Regions from separate parts of the Homo sapiens genome. Here region 1 is linked to region 2. Evidence: read pairs that join two places in POLR2A ChIA-PET (ENCODE). Cell type or tissue: MCF 10A. All regions are shown on one strand. Links, peaks and the distances in the headings refer to the core of each region. The heading gives the core; the rest is flanking DNA.

The links. ChIA-PET counts read pairs that join two places held together with the same protein. Peaks named below come from ENCODE experiments on the same cell type or tissue, not always from the same donor. Only the 100,000 strongest peaks of a DNase experiment are listed, where the experiment ranks them.
Region 1: POLR2A ChIA-PET joins it to region 2 with 5 read pairs; 2 of 35 experiments call an interaction of 5 or more read pairs at or near these places.

What each region holds. Positions count from the first base shown.
Region 1 is chr3:71,025,558-71,028,902 of GRCh38, forward strand. The region is part of intron 11 of FOXP1 (forkhead box P1); the gene reads right to left. Among named protein-coding and RNA genes, the nearest start is that of FOXP1-AS1, 260 kb to the right of the region's middle. In MCF 10A, for the core only: no CTCF peak of the experiment used is centred there; no DNase peak of the experiment used is centred there.
Region 2 is chr3:71,531,537-71,534,881 of GRCh38, forward strand. The region is part of intron 2 of FOXP1 (forkhead box P1); the gene reads right to left. Among named protein-coding and RNA genes, the nearest start is that of MIR1284, 8.9 kb to the right of the region's middle. In MCF 10A, for the core only: no CTCF peak of the experiment used is centred there; DNase peaks (open chromatin) are centred at 1,285 and 1,705.

The sequences.
Region 1 (3,345 bases), core at 425-2,924, 510 kb before region 2:
AAACTCACAGAAATGCTTGCTGGCTCAAAATTATTTAAAAATTAATGCAAGGCTGTATTTCTTTTTTGTTTTTTAAACGTAACAAAACAGGTAAGGCTGAAGGAAGTTAGCACAGGGAAAAGGTCACTTTCTGTTTCTGTTTAACAAACACCAATTTTACATCAGCACAGATCTGTTGGGTGATATGGTCAGTGATTAATGTTTACCAGATATTACACTGATCAAGATTATCCCAGAGTAAACTACTGAATCAATGAGTTTGAAAACTTCACAGTCCCCAAACTCTAGGTCTGCTTTAAGTATCTTCTAAGCCTGGTTCATATCCCTGAGGATGTATGTGAGGAAAAGCAGAGTCACAATCAACTTTTTAGGAAGGTTAAGTGACAGTCTTGAATTTTTCTAAGAAATTAGGGTATACTAGGAAGGCAGGGTTTCCATGCACTTGGCACAGTACCATATTCAGTCAAGGTCCCTTCCCTCTGAAAAATGAGAAAAACCTATGAAAACATACCAACTCATAATATGCACACACTCAGTGGGGTCCACACAATGTCAAATGGAGCAAGAAAGCATACTTTGAAGATTTGCAGATGTATCTTAATTTGTAATGGACTAAAATATATCTAGTGTCTCCAACTTCTGATTTCACAGATATCATTTCTTAGAATGAGGCTCATTTTATTTAAGAAATGACTTGATTTAAAGAAAATAATACAAATAATCACATAAGCAGACAGGGCAAACCTCACAACAATGGGGCGCATATTCAAACGACTCAAGTTTGGAAAAGTAAAAGCTCATAAAGTAGTCCTTGAGGATCCAGTCTGTAGCTGGGTTAACTTCGCAGGTTGACACTGACAAAGTAGCAAGTCTCTGAAGACGTACTTTAATTTGAATTTTCACAGGGGATGGCAGAGCCTCACGGTCGTTCTGGACTTAGGGGTCAAAGACCCACAAAGGCCCCAACAGCACAGTGTAGTGTGTCTGATGCTTTTAGGACTAGAGCTTCTTCCTCCAGATTTAAGGGCATCTCATTTGTAAGCTATCTATGTGACCAGCAACTGGCTGCTTTACCAATGGTAAGAACCTGAGGCTAGGTGCCACGAAAGGTAGTAAGTCTGGCAGTTATTTTCATCACTAACCATGTCACCAATCTCCCCTATCTCCCCCCTTTCCAGCCACACTGGGCAAAATGTGCCATCTTGATTCCCAGATGCCAGGAGTATTTATGTGGCATAGCAGGAGAACGGAGCAGAGAATCAGAGCTGTAGTACTGGAGGCTGGTTGGTGTGCTTGGATCACAATGCAATCGCAAACAGAGCAGGTGATGACAAGCACAAAATGCCTGTATTTGCAAGGTGATGAGTGAAGGAATAAATAAAGGAAAAGAACAACAAGAGGCAGAGGTCCATCTTTTGTTTCTGACACCAGTAAGGGCTATTCTGAGTTTGTAACTAAAAGTTTACCACTGGCAGTATTAACACTGGGATCTCGTTAAGAAAACAGAATGCTTTCCAAAAAGTGGTGTGAGCAACTGTGTCAATACAGACATAGGGATCACTAATCCAAAAGTTATTAACACCATTAGGCAGGCATTCTCATTATGTCAATGCAAGTGTGTTTGCACTGGTGAGTCACAAGGTCTATGTGGAACCTTGTCCATATGTTAGAGGAACCAATGACACCCAAAAAAACCAACGACCGTAAACAAAGTTCCAATATTAATTCTTATTTTCTTCCCCTCCCCAGTATGCTATGGAAGTCAGCAAAAGATTTCTAAGAGTTACATCATACTTCAAAAGCAGAACCATACACAAGGGCCAGACCAGAAAGCAGGAGATGAAGGGACAAGTTAGCCAAAGATACAAAATGGCTCAAAACTATCAGGCACTTGCTTATGTATTTCCTTAGAATTACTCCCTACTTTATGTAATTACATTTATTTCTCTATAGCACAAGATGCCTCATTAACATTCACTGGGTTAAATTCTTCTCTACATTTAATTCAGCAGATTTAATTAAACACCTACTTTGTGATAATCATGTTAGGTTCTTAGATCAGTCTCCAAAACTGGGATGCATATGACCTACATCATATATTTAAGATTTGATATTACATATATGAGTCACAATATTAAGATTTCTGTATACACATATTAATATTAGAACTTGAAAATGTATATATACATTTCTCACCCTCTTAGCCACCAATTTTTATAACATAAGGAATATATATTAGAAACATGTATATAATTAATAAACATACTTAGTAGGGGTACACATTCAACACTTTTATACTGATGGGTAAAAAATCAAGTTTGGTGGTCACTGGCATTGACTGCAACTTTAAGTAAGTTCTCATCCTCGGAAAGAGTTCTACCCAATTCTCTAGTTGGGGAGACAGTGATAACTGAACAGATGGCTGGAACATAAAGTACTGTAACATTTGATCTGGGCCTTAACGTATCAGTAGGAGCTCAGGTGATGAAAGGAATAGAGTGAGAGCAGAGAACCGAAGCACACACACAAAAAATCTAGGAAGACAAAACCAGAGCCCTGATGAATGAAATTAAGGCCAAAATTGAAATTTTTTTTTTAAATTTTGCTCCATAAAATAGCTTATATTGGGCCACAGTCTTGAGAATTTTTCTCTCTGAAATGTTGAGTCTTGGCTCTGAAACCTGTATTTTCCTAAGTAATGGTAATCCAGATCACTTATCCGTCACTTTGAACTTCGGTAGAATGCCACACCATAAGGATACCAGGTGGGGACGTTGTAAGGCAGTGGTTCTCAGAGTACGGGTCTGGAACTTGTAAAAGATGCAAATGTGGGGGCCCCACCCCAATTTACTGAATCAGAAACACTAAGGGTGGGGCCCAGTAGCCTGTATTTTAGCCATTCCTCCAGGGGGATTCTGAGGCAAGCTAAAGATTGAGATGTACTTGTAGCAGAAACTTAAGTTTTCTCATGGTTTGGAGCAGCTACAGGTATCGACAACAGCTAACCAGGTTCTCTTACAGAAGTGCTCGCCAACCTTTTTGGCACCAGGGACTGGTTTCATGGAAGACAATTTTTCCAGGAACTGGGGGGCAGGGAATAGTTTCGGGATGATTCAAGCACATAATATTTATCATGCATTTATTTCTATTATTATTACATTGTAACATATAATGAAATAATTTTACAACTCACCCTAACGTAGAATCAGTTGGGAGCCCCGAGCTTATTTTCCTACAAATATAGACAGTCCCATGTGGGGGTAATGGGAGACAGTGACAGATCATTGGGCATTAGATTCTCATAAGGAGCACACAACCTAGATTCCTTGCATGTGTGGTTCACAA
Region 2 (3,345 bases), core at 284-2,783:
AGTGAGGAAACAAAGAAAGCACACTGCCTTGTTAGGAGTAAGAAGAAAATACACAACAGCCAATGTTCTCATGACCATCTTTTTTTTGTTTTGCTTCCCTGACTGCACAGTTATCTCCAGTGTGATCATTTAGGAGAGGAATGATTTATCATTTCTGACTAGGTAAAGGTAACCATCTTCAAGCCAAAGATGTTTGGGATGGGCCAACAAGTTGAAACCTACATGGAAAAGGCTTAACTGGGAACGTTTGTGTGTTCAGGTAGACAGATCCTTCAACTACAGCGTTCTAGACCCAAGATTTTGTATCTTCCTACCTTACTATGTAGGTAAGTGGAGGACGCATGAAATTTATAGCCCAACTATATGTGTTGTGTACCCCACCATTTCAGAATACTCTGAAAAAACCGAATGTCATTTATGCGACTTCCACATGCTCAATTCTACAATTCCTTTTACTTATTTCAATGAAATCTCAAGTCCTACAGGCTTCCATTGACTTAATAGGCAGTCTTCTTTTTTATCTCTCTTGCAAAAGTTCCTCCATCACCTGGCACAGCAAAGAAAAAAAATTCTTTTGTTTTGAGACAGGGTCTCACTGTGTTGCCCAGACTGGTGTGCAGTGGCGTGATCTTGGCTAACTGCAACCTCCACCTCCTGGGCTCAAGCAATCCTCCCGCCTCAGCCTCCTGAGTAGCTGGAACTACAGATGTGTGCCACCACACCCAAATTTTTGTATTTTTTGTAGAGACGGGGTTTTGCCGTATTGCCCAGGCTGGTCTCCAACTCCTGAGCTCAAGCGATCTGCCTACTTCGGCCTCCCAAAGTGCTGAGATTACAGGCATGAGCCACCACGGCCGGCACAAAGAAACTATTAATGAAGTTACTCAAACACCCAAAAGTGGATGGTCCCACAAACCAAATACACTCCCTGGATGGCTGTCATCTTACCTTCAGTGTTTTACCCAAAACTGTTGGCAAGACAGGTCCTAGTGGAATGATTTTTTAAAAAAATTAATTTGGTGTCAGTGTGAGTTTCCTTAAGGTAGGAAATTTTTAAAATAACTTATTAAAACTCACAGTGTTGGCAAGATCTCCTCCCAATCCATGCCCAACTGTGCAGACAGGAGATGAAGACAAGGTGGGGCCTCCCTCTTTTTTTTCTTTTTTTACTAAATTTGGCAGGAAAAGCAAAGGGAAGCTGCTTCTTCCAGTTCCCCACCTGCCCCGCCCTTCTGTTCCACAGAGAACAGAAAGTGCCGTAAGCAACAACTAAGTTTACACTGGCCACTCCAACCACATATCTAGCAATAACTTCATAATTTGTTTTTAAGCATACATTTTCAGGAGGCGAGGCGGGGGACAGGATCTACTGAGGTATACACACTTCATCCTTGAAGGAAATAAACATGAGTCATATTCAAACATTCCAAATCAAAGCATAGGACCCTGGTTGATACATCTTGCTCCTGCAATCAGAAAGAAAGAGTTTAGAATCTACCAGAAGGTAAAGTTACCATACAAGTTTTAACAAATACTTCTGCAGCGGCCAGTGAGAACTCAACTGCTACAAAAATATTTTTGACTTTCTTAATATGAAATAAAAATACCACATAACTCCAACATTTCACAACTGTTAATTAGGCAAGATGCATTATCATGGTATGTACAGTTGAGCCTTGAACAACCTGGGTTGGAAGTGCACAGGCCCACTTATGAGAGGATTTTCTTCCACCCCTGCCAGCCCTGCACAAGCAAGACCAACCCCTCCCTTTCCTCCACCTTCTCAGCCTACTCAATGTAAAGAACGATGATGAGTCATTTCCACTTAATGAAGAGTAAATATATTTTGTCTTCCTTATGATATTCTTAATAACATTTCATTTCCTCTAGCTTACTTTATTGTCAGAATACAGCAATATATTATATATGGAACATACAAAATATGTGTTAATTGACTGTTTATGTTACCAGGAAAGCTTCTGTTCTACAGTAAGCTCTGGTAGTTATGTTTTGGGGAATCATAAGTTACACCCAGATTTTCGACTGTGTGGAAAATTGGCGTCCCCAACCCCATTATTGTTCTGTGAACAATTTCAAATCCTTCCCCTCACTCTTTAATTCTGCAGAATTATTTTTCGGGTGTTTTAAAGGGGGCAATAGCAAAGATTGGGATGACATGCAAAACATCCTCCAGACAAATTTTAGTCTCCATCTTATTCTTTTGTTGAATGAATAATTAAAGTCTTCAGCCATTATGATGCAATCCTCCAGAGAGCTACAAGAAATACAAGGAAAAATAACAGAACTCAACATTTCTTTGGAATCCACCTTCCTCAAAAATGGGTTTAAGGTGATTGTAACCCAAAATGAATACAGAAAAAGCCCTAAGCCTTGGTGTCACGGGAAGCCCAATTGTTCAAAAAAGAGAAGGAGCATAATCACAGTTGTCCGTCTGTATATTGGGGGACTGGTTCAGAACCCGTAAGTAGACCAAAATCCGTGCATACTCAAGTCCTGCAGTCAGCCCTGCAAAACCCTCAAAGGCAGCTGTGCGCGGTGGCAAACGCCTGTAATCTCAGCAATTTGGGAGGCCAAGGCAGGCGGATGACCTGAGGTCAGGAGTTCGAGACCAGCCTGGCCAACACAGTGAAACCCTGTCTCTACTAAAAATACAAAATTAGCCAGGTGTGGTGGCGTACGCCTGTAATCCCAGCTACTCAGGAGGCCAAGGCAGGAGAATCGCTTGGACCTGGGGGGGTGGAGGTTGCAGTGAGTGGAGATCACGCCATTGCACTCCAGCCTAGGCAAAAACTCTGTCAAAAACAACAACAACAACAACAACAAAAAACCCTAAGGCTCTCCCTATACACTGGTTTCCCATTCACCAACACTGAGTTTTCACTCTGCATGTGGTCGAAAAAAAATCCACGTATGAGTAGACACCCCCAGTTCAAAGGTCAACTCCACTTCTCACTAGAATTAAAAAGCTTTACTCCAAATGTAGTTAAAACAGCCCAATATCTTCCTCTTATAAGCAGTAATTAAACTTTAGTGTGGATAAGATTCATCTGGTTTGCTTACTTGAAAATGCAGATCTTTGGCTCAACCTCTAGAAGATGGGACAGAGCCAGAGTGGGGTTGGATGGGGTTGAGAAATCTGCATTTCAACAGTAGTCCACAGGTGACTCTATGCAGACCCTGGAAAACACTCTATTTAAGGGCTCACCACAGCCAGGGACCATATTCCAACTGTCACTTTTCTAGGTCTCATTCTCATTATTTGTTCCAAGACTCTCTCTTATTTTTGCAAATTTAATTTAAAAGTATGAGCATTTCCTGAATGTA